Linked DNA regions of Homo sapiens: all the other regions are linked to region 1. Evidence: chromatin loops called from intact Hi-C (ENCODE). Cell type or tissue: Caco-2. All regions are shown on one strand.

The links. Peaks named below come from ENCODE experiments on the same cell type or tissue, not always from the same donor. Only the 100,000 strongest peaks of a DNase experiment are listed, where the experiment ranks them.
Region 2: a loop joins it to region 1, with 10 times the contacts of the local background. A loop is called at or near these places in 1 of 110 quality-filtered maps.
Region 3: it touches region 1 in a loop (2.7-fold over the local background); 1 of 110 quality-filtered maps calls a loop at or near these places.

Annotation. Positions count from the first base shown.
Region 1 is chr3:106,058,653-106,062,652 of GRCh38, forward strand. It overlaps LOC105374026 (a long non-coding RNA gene), which reads right to left. Exons shown (of 3, transcript XR_924310.3): 3 at 1,770-1,846. Among named protein-coding and RNA genes, the nearest start is that of CBLB, 190 kb to the left of the region's middle. In Caco-2, no CTCF peak of the experiment used is centred here; a DNase peak (open chromatin) is centred at 1,569.
Region 2 is chr3:106,261,408-106,265,407 of GRCh38, forward strand. No RefSeq gene overlaps it. Among named protein-coding and RNA genes, the nearest start is that of CBLB, 390 kb to the left of the region's middle. In Caco-2, no CTCF peak of the experiment used is centred here; no DNase peak of the experiment used is centred here.
Region 3 is chr3:106,140,208-106,144,207 of GRCh38, forward strand. No RefSeq gene overlaps it. Among named protein-coding and RNA genes, the nearest start is that of CBLB, 270 kb to the left of the region's middle. In Caco-2, no CTCF peak of the experiment used is centred here; no DNase peak of the experiment used is centred here.

The sequences.
Region 1 (4,000 bases):
GAGAGTGAGCCTGGGAAGCATGCAGAGCGGGAAGAGCTAGAGGGTTCAGAGGCCCTTTCATAATAGTAAGGACAGGGCTCAGAAGCCAGCATAGCCTAGGCAACAAACAAACAAATAAATCAACCAAAGCAAGTCCTAGAGAATTATCAAATATTTGTTGAATTGAATTAAAATAGGTAGTTAAAATGAAAATCAGTATTGGTTTATTAACTTTATGAAGGTTAGTATTGGTTTATTAACTTTAGATCAGGTTTATTTAAGGACTTATTATTACACAGTGCTTAGACTTTTATCCTTTGCCTTTGGAGTGGGCATTTTATGCATCAACATGCCTAATGCTTGTTAGGGATTAGTGGAATTAACAGAGCATCACCTGGTTGGCCTCTGGTGCCCCCTTCTCAGTTGATATAGGCCCAAATCATCTCATAGAGTCTATAACCTCACAGGATAAGAGGAGAGAATTATCCATTCTACACTCTATACTAATAAGCTTCCAAAACTTATATTATCTTTGGAAATCCTTGCCTCTTACCTGAAGGATAAAGTGGCTGAGGGTATGGAGGCTAGTTTTCAGTGTTTTATGACAATGTTAAACAACAATGATTTTCCTCCATAATAATCACCTAGATGACGGGTTGATGAGTGCAGCAAACCACCGTGGCACATGTATACCTATGTAACAAACCTGTACGTTCAGCACGTGTATCCCAAAACGTAAAGTAAAAAACAAAACAAAACAAAACAAAACAAAACAAAAACAAAAAAACCCACAAGTATGCCACAAACACGCAATAGAATGAAATAAATAATCACCCAAGGGCACAATGCTATGGTTATTTTCTTGACCTCATTTCACACAATTCTTTGAAAAAGACTTGAATATTATTCTTAGATAATTTCTCACTAGCCTGCACAGAAACCTTATAATTTTGAGTTTTAAAGTTTCTACCCTGAAATTTTAGCAAAAAATTTTCCCCCAAGAACTGCTGGCAAAAAAAATCCAACATCTTTACCATTACCTTACGCTTCTTACCAAGTTAACATTGTTATGATAAATAGCATCAGATGCTGTATGCTTGGAATTGTTTTTAATAAATCAATTTCCATTATGATGCTCTTTAAATATGGAAATACAAAGTGTTGCTAGCAAAGATAGTCTGCTAGTTTATTAAAATTAAATTTATTAAAATTCAGAGGTGGCTAAAAGAGGAATGTTACTGGCTTATCAACATTTGAAGCTTTCAGTTTTTTCCTACAAGATTTATTTATTATACAAGCACAAAGGATTAGATGAAAGGGGAAAGTTTTATCTCGAGTTGCCCAGGTATGCATCTTTAGAAAGGCTGTGTAAATTTGTGTGTAGAGGAGATGAAGTAGGGAGTGCTGTTATTGCTCCTCAAAACAAACTAAACTGGATTTATCTTCATTGCCACAATAAGATAAGAAAGTTGGTCAGAGGAAAAAGTTATCAGGAAGAGTTAAGTTGCAGACCTCTCACTTCAAAGAATCTCAACTCATCAGGGTTGCAGCAAACCAGTCAAATCAGATCTGAGGCTTCCACACAGAGGGGCCCTTCAAAGACTTGCCTTAAAACTGTTGGGTCTCCTCAGATCATTGTTCCTGCAGTGACTTCCTTGGCATTGATATTAGTGTCCTCTGTCCCTGCCGAATGCTGCACACAATCCTGCAGTGGTGAGTGAAACAATACAGAAATAGACTCTCTAGAATAAGCTGCTCATTCAAAAAAGCAGAATCAAAATGCATATAAAACACAACAGACCACATTTTTATCTTCTCTCTAGTAGAACACCTGCTTTGATCATCCAGTGATAGGGAGTCTATGGACCTGAAAGAAAACAATTCTGTTATGTTATGAATGCATTCATTCATTGTTATTTTATTATGAAATATAAGATTGTGTTCCTTGTTATTGATATGAAGTCTTTTTCTAAACTTCCATACATTGATCTATGCTTGCTTTGAGGTTGCTAATTTTAAAGTAATTCTGGTTTTGCTTTTATAAGCACCTCTTCTATATTTAAGGACTGCTCTCCTATTCTCAGAAAGTATTCCCAATTCCAGTATAAACATCCTAGTGTCTTGTAACATTTCTTACATAAAATGGCAAGGTCTCTTAGTGTTATAGTCACCATTCTCAAAAGTCTCTACAGTTTTATCACAGTTCATTTAAAACATGGTAATCAGAAATAAATATAATACACAGTACAGTTCAGGGAAGAGGTAAAGCAAAATGGTGGAACAGAAGGTTCTGCTCCTCCCTCAAGGACACCAATTTAACAACTGTCTACACAGTAAAAACATCTTCATAAGAACCAGAAATCAGATGAGCCTTCCTCATACCTGGTTTCATCTTTGTATCACTGAAATAGGCACAGAAGATATAGAAAAAACAAACAGCCTTAAATTGCTGATACCACTCGTCCACCAAACCCAGCTGCCAAGGCGTGGTGCAAAGAGCATCTCTGGGCCCTGCGGGAGGGCAAACACAGCAACTGGGAGACAATGAACTCAGTGCTGTCCTATTAGAGCAGAATGGAAGACCAGACCGAATTCATCTGACACCCACCCATGGAGGGAGCATTTATACTCGCACTAACCAGAGGGCAGTTGCCAATTCCGGAGGTCTGAACGTGACTTCCCACAAACTCTGCCACCAAGGGCCACAGTGCTCTGCGTCTCTAAGTAAACTTAAAAGGTAGTGTAGGCCATAAGGACTGCAATTCTTAGGTAAGTTCTAGTCCTCAAATGAGCCCAGACACAGTGGATTCGGTGGAGTGCATGCGACCTGAGACATCAGCCAAGGTGGTTAAGGGAATGCTGGCATCACCCCCCTCCTAATCCCAGACTGCTTCACAAGAGATCCCTTCCTTCTGCTTGAGGACAGGAGAGGGAAGAGTGGGGAGAACTTTGTCTTGCATCTTGGATACCAGCTCAGCCACAGCAGGATAGGGCACTGATCTGATTTGTGAGGCCCTCATTCCAAGACCTAGCTCCTGGAAGACATTTCTAGACACACTCTTGGTGAAAAGGGCACCCACTACCTTGAAGGGAAGGACCCAGTTCTGGCAACATTCATCATTTGCTTACTGAAGAGCTCTTGGGCCCCGAATAACCAGCAGCAATACCCAGGTACTATACTGAGGGCCTTGAGTGAGGCTGTGAGTCTTCCCTGTTTCAGGTGAGATACAGCACATCATCAGCCGCGGTGGCTGTGGGGTGAAACTCCTTCGGCTTGTGAAAAGCAGAGGCAAAAGTAAAGGGGAATTTGTCTTACACCTTATGTACCATCATGGCCATGGGGACGTAGAGCACCAAGCAGCCTCTTGGAGTCCCAATTCCAGGACTTGACTCGTGGATGGCATTTCTGGACTTGTCCTTGGCCAGAGGGGAGCCCCCTGTCCTGAAGAGTGAATCCAGGCAGAATTCATCTTGGGCTTTAAGGGAATATTTGCAGTAGTCTTGCAGTACTCCCTGTGGCTTGTGGTGGCAGTGGGTATGGGATGAAGCTCCTCTACCTTTGGAAAGAGTGGGAAGAGCTGCATCTTGTGGTGTGAGTGCCAGCTCAGCTGCAGTACAGTAGAACACCAGGTAGACTTTTAGGGATTTTGGCTCTGGTTCCTGTCTCCTGGATAGCATCTCTGGACCCCACCCAGGGCCTGGGAGAGCTCGCTGCCCTGAAGGGAAGGACACAGGCCTGGCTGGCTTTGCTGCCTGCTGAATGCAGAGGCCCAGGGCCTTGAGTGAACATAGGCAGTAGCCAGGGAGTAGTTACAGTATCTCTTGTGTGAGATCCAGGGCTGTGCTGGCTTCACATCTGACCCAGCATAGTCATAGTGGTGGTGGCCATGGGAGTGCTTGTGTCACTCTACTACAAGCTTTAGGTGGCTCAGAACAGAGAGATGAGACTGTTTGTTTAGAAGAAAGTAAGAGACGAGAGCAAGAGTCTCTGCCTAGTAATACAGATAATTCTCCCACATTT
Region 2 (4,000 bases), 200 kb after region 1:
ACCCCAAATTCCCAAAGCAATCCAAAGCAAAAGGTAAAGCCGAGGTATCACATTACCTGACTTCAAACTGTGCTGTAAGGCTATAGTAACCAAAACAGCATGATACTGGTTCAAAAACAGACAGACTGATGCAACAGAATAGAAAATTCAGAAATAAAGCTGCACAGCTACAGTAATCTTATCTTCTACAAAGGCAACAAAAATTAACAATGGGGAAAAGTCCTCTTATTCAATAAATGGCACTGGGATAGCAGGCTAGTCATATGCAGAATAAAACTGGATTCCACTTTTCACCATACACATTAATTAACTCAGGATGGATTGAAGATTTAAATTTAAGATCTCAAATGATAATAATTATACTAAAAACCTAGGAAATACCCTTCTGATATTGGCCTTGTCAAATAATTGATGACTATGTCCTCAAAAACAATTGCAACCAAACCAAAAATTGACAAGCAGGACCTAATTAAACTGAAGAGTTTCTGCACAGCAAAAGACACTTCCAACAGAGTAAACAGACAACCCACAGAATGCAATGAAGTATTTGCAAACTATGCATCTGTCAAAGGTCTAATATTCAGAATCTACAAGGAACTTAAACAATTCAAAAAGCAAAAATCATTCCATTAAAAGGTGAGCAAAGAGCATAAACAGACACTTCTTAAAAGATGACATATACATGATCAACAAACATGAAAAAATTCTCAACATCCCTAATCATCAGAGAAATGCAGATCAAAACCACAACTGAGATACAATCTCACACCAGTCATCATGGCTATTACTAAAAAGTCAAAAAATAACAGATGCTGATGAGGCTGCAGGGAAAAGGGAATGTTTATACACTGTTGGCAGGAACGTAAATTAGTTCAGCCACTGTGGAAAGCAGTCTGAAGATTTCTTAAAGAACTAAAAACAGAACTACCATTTGACCTAGGAATGCTGTTACTGGGTAAATACCCAAAGGAAAATAAATCATTGTACCAAAGAGACACATGCTCTCATATGTTCATCACAGCACTCTTCACAATCATAAAGACATGGACTAAATCTAGATGTCCATCAATGGGGGATTGAAGAAAATGTGGTACATATATATCATGGAATACTGCACAGCCATAAAAAAATGAAATCATGTCTTTTGCAGCAACACGGATGAAGTTGGAGGCCATTATCTTAAGTGAATTAGCAGGAACAGTAAACCAAACACTGCATGTTCTCACTTGTAAGTGGGAGCTAAGCCTTGGGTACACATGGTCATAAAGATGGAAACAATATTAGGCACTGGAGACTACTAGAGAGGGGCGAGATGAAGCCTGCAAGGGTTGAAAAACTACCTATTGGGTACTATGCTCATTACCTGGGTAATGGAATCATCCATACTCCAAACCTCAGCATCACACAATATACTCATGTAATGAACCTGCACACATACCCCCTGAATCTAAAATAAATTTTGAAATTACTGAAGAAGAGAAACAAAAGGAGGAAATCTTATGGGAGTCAAAGACACTGTGGGTCTTGGTGCTGCCCCATGCCAATAAGGTGAACTGATAGATCAATCACAATGAGTATGAGTTGCCATACTGCTATTGCTCTTCAGAACTTAAAACATATGGCTGCTTCTGCACTTCTGTCTTCTCATGGAAAATATCTTTTGTGGCCAATGCTGCCGAGAACCACATGAGAAATATAGTTCCAGGCTGGCTGAATTGACACATAGAGAGCTAACAAAGTTGCATAACTAGTCTATATATATATGCTATTGCAGCATTCCTATCTTTTCTCCACATGAACTTTGGGTGACGTTTTCAGAGTGTAACAGATCGTATCGTTCATCAGTTTAAAACACATAAGGGGATTCCCTTTACTCTAAGTTTAAAGACAATCTCCCAACCTGGCCTTTTAAATCCTGTGTAGTTTGGCCTTTTCCTTCCTCTTCAGTCTCATCTTGTACCATGTTTCCCTCACCCTTTGAACTACAGCCGCAGTGCAGTTTTTTCCTTCCTTCAAAGTTACTGTATTCCTGCACGGTCTCTGCATGTGATATTCTCTCTGCTTGCACTGTTCTTTTTGTGTTTCATTGGATCAGTTCCTGCTCCCTTTAGCTTTGACCTTAATTTTAAATTATTTAAAGAATCTTCTGTTATTGCTCCTATTAAGTCAAATGTCTTTATTATGTGCTTCCATGGTGCCACATATTTCACATTCCTGGCCCTTATCAAAGCTTCATTTTTAATTTAGTTGTAGTTATTTAACTAATATCTGTCTCCTCTTAATGTTGTGTGCTCTAGGGCAAGGGTCAGCATTTTTTTTTCTTCAAAAGATAAGAAGTCAGTACTTTAGACTCTGTTGCAACTACTCAACCTTGTTGTAGTCCAAAAGCAGCCATACACAAAATGTAAATGAATGAGTGTGGTTGTGTTTTATCAAAACTTTATTTGTAAAAATAAGTAGTAGGCTATATTTGGCCCACAGCTCTGAAGTTTGCCAACCTCTAATCTGGAACATCAGGCAATGTTTATTTTGCTTACCATTATATTTTCAGTCCCTAGCACATTGCTTTATTCAATATATACCAATATATAGTTGCTGAATGAATAAATGAGTACCAATGAATGAATAAATGAGTAACAGTATATAGTTGCTGAATGAATAAATAAATTATATTTGTTTTCATACAGACTTTGGCCATTCTGTCTTCCACGGTATCCAAACCATTTACGCTACCAGGAATACCTTCTCCCAATCCAAATTGTATGTCACTTCTCAATACTCTTCTTGTTTACCACTTTTTTCATAAAACCATCTGTCATTACCCAAGTTTCCAGTATTGGGGTATTCCAAACTCTAACAGAAGTTATTTTCTGTACCAGTAATTTGACTGAATACACTTATATGACTGTACAGTTCAACAAGGCACTTTCCCAAAGTTTGGCATTTTGGACGAAAATGCCCTAAGTCCTGCTTATCTCTAGGCAGTGAGAGAGGAAAAAATAGTGAGACTCAAACAAAAAAAAAATGTTGACAAATTATTCTGTTGCATATATGTCAACAAAAATGCCCTACACTGCAACAGGTACTAGGGCTTGGGTAAGATGTGGTCCTCCAAATGCAGAGTTCAAGACAGGCTTCACTGAGGTGATGACATTTGAGGTAAATCTAAAGAAGTCAACGTATTACTTATATTTGGTTTAGTATAATATGAGGGACTTACTTTGTTTAGCCCACCCCAAATTTTCATTACAAAAATTTTAAAACATAAAGTTGAAAAAAATTAATTCGATGAACACCTGAGTAGTTACCATTTAGAGTCAACAATTTTTAACATTCTATATTTGCTTTATCTTCCCTCTGTACTTTTTTCTGACCCATAAGTTACAGACATCAACCATTCTCTCTTAATTCATGTGCAGTTACTAAAAGTAAGAACTTCTCTCACATAACCATAATATCATCAGCAATACTTCCCTACTTCATCTAATATTCAGGCCATAATCAAATTCCCCACTTATTACACAAACTGTCTTTTATAGCTCCATTTTTAAAAAGCTCATGATCCAATCCACTTGATTATTGAGTCTGACTCTTAAAAGAAAACATGGGAATTTTGGAATATGAAGTAGATAAAAAGTTCATAATAAAGAATAGCAGGTGAAAATTACAGGAGTTCTCTTGAGGGAATAGCAGACTAATATTTTGTGACCCAATAGCCAACAGAATTGGTGGGAAATGCCTTTGGAGGAGAATGACAAGCCAGATCATGAATGATCTTGAATATTAAGCAAAGGAGCTTTGAACTTATTTCTGTTGAGGTGGGTTTTACCATCCCATAATTTTTGACAATGTTGAGATTGAATACTGGACTGTAGAACAATCTCACTAGCATGATTCATTAGCTCTAGTCTCTTTTTACCTAACCCTTTTCACTGCAGCATCTTAGATGATCAGATTTTTAAAGCAGCCCTCTCCAACTATTAGTCTACAGCTGACCATA
Region 3 (4,000 bases), 82 kb after region 1:
AATATATTTGTGAATCTTCAGATATTTAAGAAGCACAGGTGAAAAAAATGGAATTTAGAGAAGTTTTTGAAAGGCAAAATGCACTGAACAATTAAAGATATGATTTTATTCAGGCTACTGCAGCCTGGAAAATGTGCATTAATGAGGAACAGCTAAAAGAAAAGGAAGAAGGACTGGAGTTTTATAGAGGCAAGTAAACAAGGGAGGTAACTTCAGTTCTTATAGGACTGCAGAGAATGCATGGAGATGGGTCTTACATTTAAGGGCAGAGTAATCTCTTATGATTTCCCAGAACATGAAAATATGAGGCAATTTCTTATCCATCACTACTTTCAAAGAGTACAAAAGTCAGGTGACATTCAACATTTTCATTCTCCCTGTTTCAAAGATAAACATCATTAATCACTGAACAACTGAGAGGTAGTCATAAACCTTAGTGGGGTGAATGAAGCAAGGCCTAAGATATAGTCTTTCAGGGATTCTTTTGACAGTGTCCTGTAAAACCAGTTAAACAACCCATTGAGGGATGGTGGCAAAGTTGAGTTGTTTTAGATACCTGAAGATTAGACATCTAAAAAAAGAGAGATCTAAAATGAAAAAGAAATATTAATATAAAACATTGTATTAGCGAGCCAGGAGCTGAACCACTTAGGGTAACAAATCCAGTGGATTCCAAGAAGTCAGAGGGTAAAAATCTTTTGGTTGTAAAGCAGTGTTCTTTGAGTTTCTCGTAGCTCTTGGGCTAGGCTGTCAATATTCTTGGTGATGTTGTCCACATCTCTTGCAGAAGGTCATACATGACCCAACCTTTTGGCTTGACTTTTTTTGCGTTCTAGTTAGAGACTTGCCCAGGAAGAAATCCAGCCCAGGCGTGGTCTACTGTGATGATAATATTTTGAAGTTAATATTTCAAGGCTTCTGTAGACTATGGGGAAATGAGCAGGATATAAGGCAATGAGAATCTGTGCATTCAGATTTTAGTTCTAAATGAGGCCAAGTCAGGAAAAAGGGAGATAAATTGAAAACATTAGTTTGAAAGGTTGTATTGAGTCAAGATTTCAAGTTACCCAAAGATCTTCGAGATTGTATTCAAACTTTTCTATGATAAAACGTAATTTATGATGAAAAAATTTTCTCAGAATAATGATTTAATTAGGTAAAACACAAATTTATACTCTTCGTAGTTTTAAACATTCAGGAGAACAAGGCCAGATGCAGTGGCTCAAGCCTATAGTCCCAGCACTTTGGGAGGCCAAAGTGGGAGGATCACTAATGCTACTTTATTTGTTCAGTAAATGTATGTAAGTTTAGGAAGAATATACTCAAGTAAAATAAAATTAGGTATACTATACTTGTGCTGAAAAATCAGAGAAAGCTTTTTTCACTAAACCAAAAATTTAAAACTAGTTTTGTTTGATGAAAACTTACTTGAATTATATTAACTTGAATTGTTAAAATAGTTCAAGGCTAGTTTCTATAATATCTTTTTTTTTGCACACTGAAACTATAAGATGTTCACTTTTCTTAGTTTCTGAGAATTTTAGGATTATTTAATTTATGTAAGTGCTTATTCCTTTCAAAGCCAATTAGAAAAGGATTCCTTTAATATAAAAGAGTTTGCAATCTAACTTATGAATACCATGTGGAATTAGGAAAATATTCCACCCAGTGAGAGGGAAAGGGCTTTATAAATTATAGACATATAAACATACTTTATACACACAGATGTAACTTCACTTCTAAAATTTTACTCATAAGTTGATCATAAACAGAAATACAAAATTTATATAAAAAAGCTGTTCTCTTTCTAGTGGGTCTGAATTCTTACTTGATTTGAGCTCATAATAGATACACAGAGATTTAAAAAACAGATTTTCTGTCATCTTTCACCCAGCAGAGACAAAATCTCTACAAACCATTCATTGGAGACCACCAAATGAGTGGTCAAATGGTTTATTTTTATTTTTTTAAAAAGAAGCCAGCATTAGAAATCAAGTGAGTGCTGAATAAAAATGAAATCAAATCCTTACCACACAACCAACAGACGAGACTACAGAGCACAAGACCAGATGTAGGACACACCATTGGGTCCCCGGACTGCCAGTTAGGAATGGAGCACCAAGGGACCAGAGAGGCCTCCTTATCAGGGTGGAGTAAATGGGGATCCGAAGGTGAGATCCAATCCCCTCTGAGTCTTGGCATCAAACTGTGAAAGACAAAATGCACGGGACAACTAGAAAAAAGATTTTATTCAGGTTATTGAAATAAAGACAACATTCATTCATGAGAAACAGCTTGACAAGAAAAGGAAAGGAGCCTGGGATTTTATAGAGGCGGGTAGAAAAGAGAGTCATTCAGGAGTCCCAATCTGAGGCACAGATAATTATAACTGTCCAAGTTCTCATCCTATTTAGTGGTCAACATGGATCCAGACCTCTAATTTCTAATAATTACTTCAGCCCTTTTTCTCAACCTTAAACATTTGTCCCTCAACAAGTCAAAATTAATGAAGTTTTCCCATAATTTGGAAAGGTAGGAAATAATAAACAGAAAAAAATAGTTGAAAAGTTTGAAAAGTGAAAGTACAGCTATGTCTCAAAGAAAGCATGATGATGGCTTTGGAGAATCTAATATTTCTTAGCCAATGATGGTGAGGTAGTTCCCTTTGGTGAAATGTGAACATTAGCCATTTCATAGTTCATTTCCTAAAGTCTAAGTATATGGATAAGGTCTATGCCTTTCCCACAGAGGTGTACAGGTAAGGTGTAATCAAGTTTGCTTACAAAATTTTTTTAAACTATGACCTTGGCAGAGATGTAGTTGTAATAGAAATTATATTCTGGAACTGTAAAAGCAACTAAATGTATAATTATTTGGCTGTTCTTCCTGCTCTTTCTCTGACTCTTCCCATATCTGGATCCTTCTTACTCATTGGATTTCAGGACAAAAAATGCTTTCTCAGAGATGGCTTTTGTGTTCATCTGTTTAAACGCAGTCCCCTTTCTTAGTCTTGTCATCTTCTAACAAATTACCATGTTTACTCATTGCTATGGTTTGGATATGGTTTGCTTGTCCCCACCAAATCTTATGTTGAAATAATGATCTCCAGAGTGGTGGTATTGGGAGGTGGGGCCTAGTGAGAGGTGTTGGCATCATGGGGGCAGATCCCTTGTAAATGGCTTGGTGCCATTCTCATGGGAGTGAATGAGTTCTTGCTCTTTTGAGACTGGGTTGCTTCTTGAGGGAAAGGGATTAGTCTCCCTCCGAGTGGGTTGTTATAAAGCCAGGACGCCCCTTGGCTTTGGTTTCTCTTCACATGTGCTCACTTCCCTTTCTACCTTCTCTGCCTTACGTGGCAGCATAAAGGCCCTCACATTAATCCGAGCAGATACCAATGCCGTGCTTCTTGTACAGCCTGCAGAACTGTGAGCCAAGTAAACCATTTTTCTCTATAAATTACCCAACCTCAGGTATTTCTTGATAGCAATACAAAATGAACTAAGACACTCATTAAAAGCAAATATCAAATCTCAACATTCTAAATGTTTTTCTTACTAGTTTGTAATTTGCCAACCCTCACTAGACTATAAGTTAAAATGGGGCAGAGACCTAGCCTATCTTATACATGGCTGCATCCCTAAGCACCTTATATGTGCTTCTTGAATGAATGAGTGAGTGAATAAATGAAGACAGGAGAGACCAGAGTGATTAGGTGATTTTCTCAACATAGCAAACCAGTATAACAGCTAGGTCTGGAACCAGGTTTTTAATTTTGTGTCCTGTGCTCTTTTCACTCTATTATATACTACTTCTTCTTTGTATGGATGTATATATATAAAATCAGGCAAGCAGCCAAAAATATACAAGATTCCTTTTCAATGAAACTCTGAAATACAACATTTAGGGCTACTCACTTCATTATTTAAAATTAAGAAGAAATTTTTTTAAAAAAAGCAAATCTGGAATGAGTTCAGAAGAAAAACAAGAGTCTTCTAGAGTC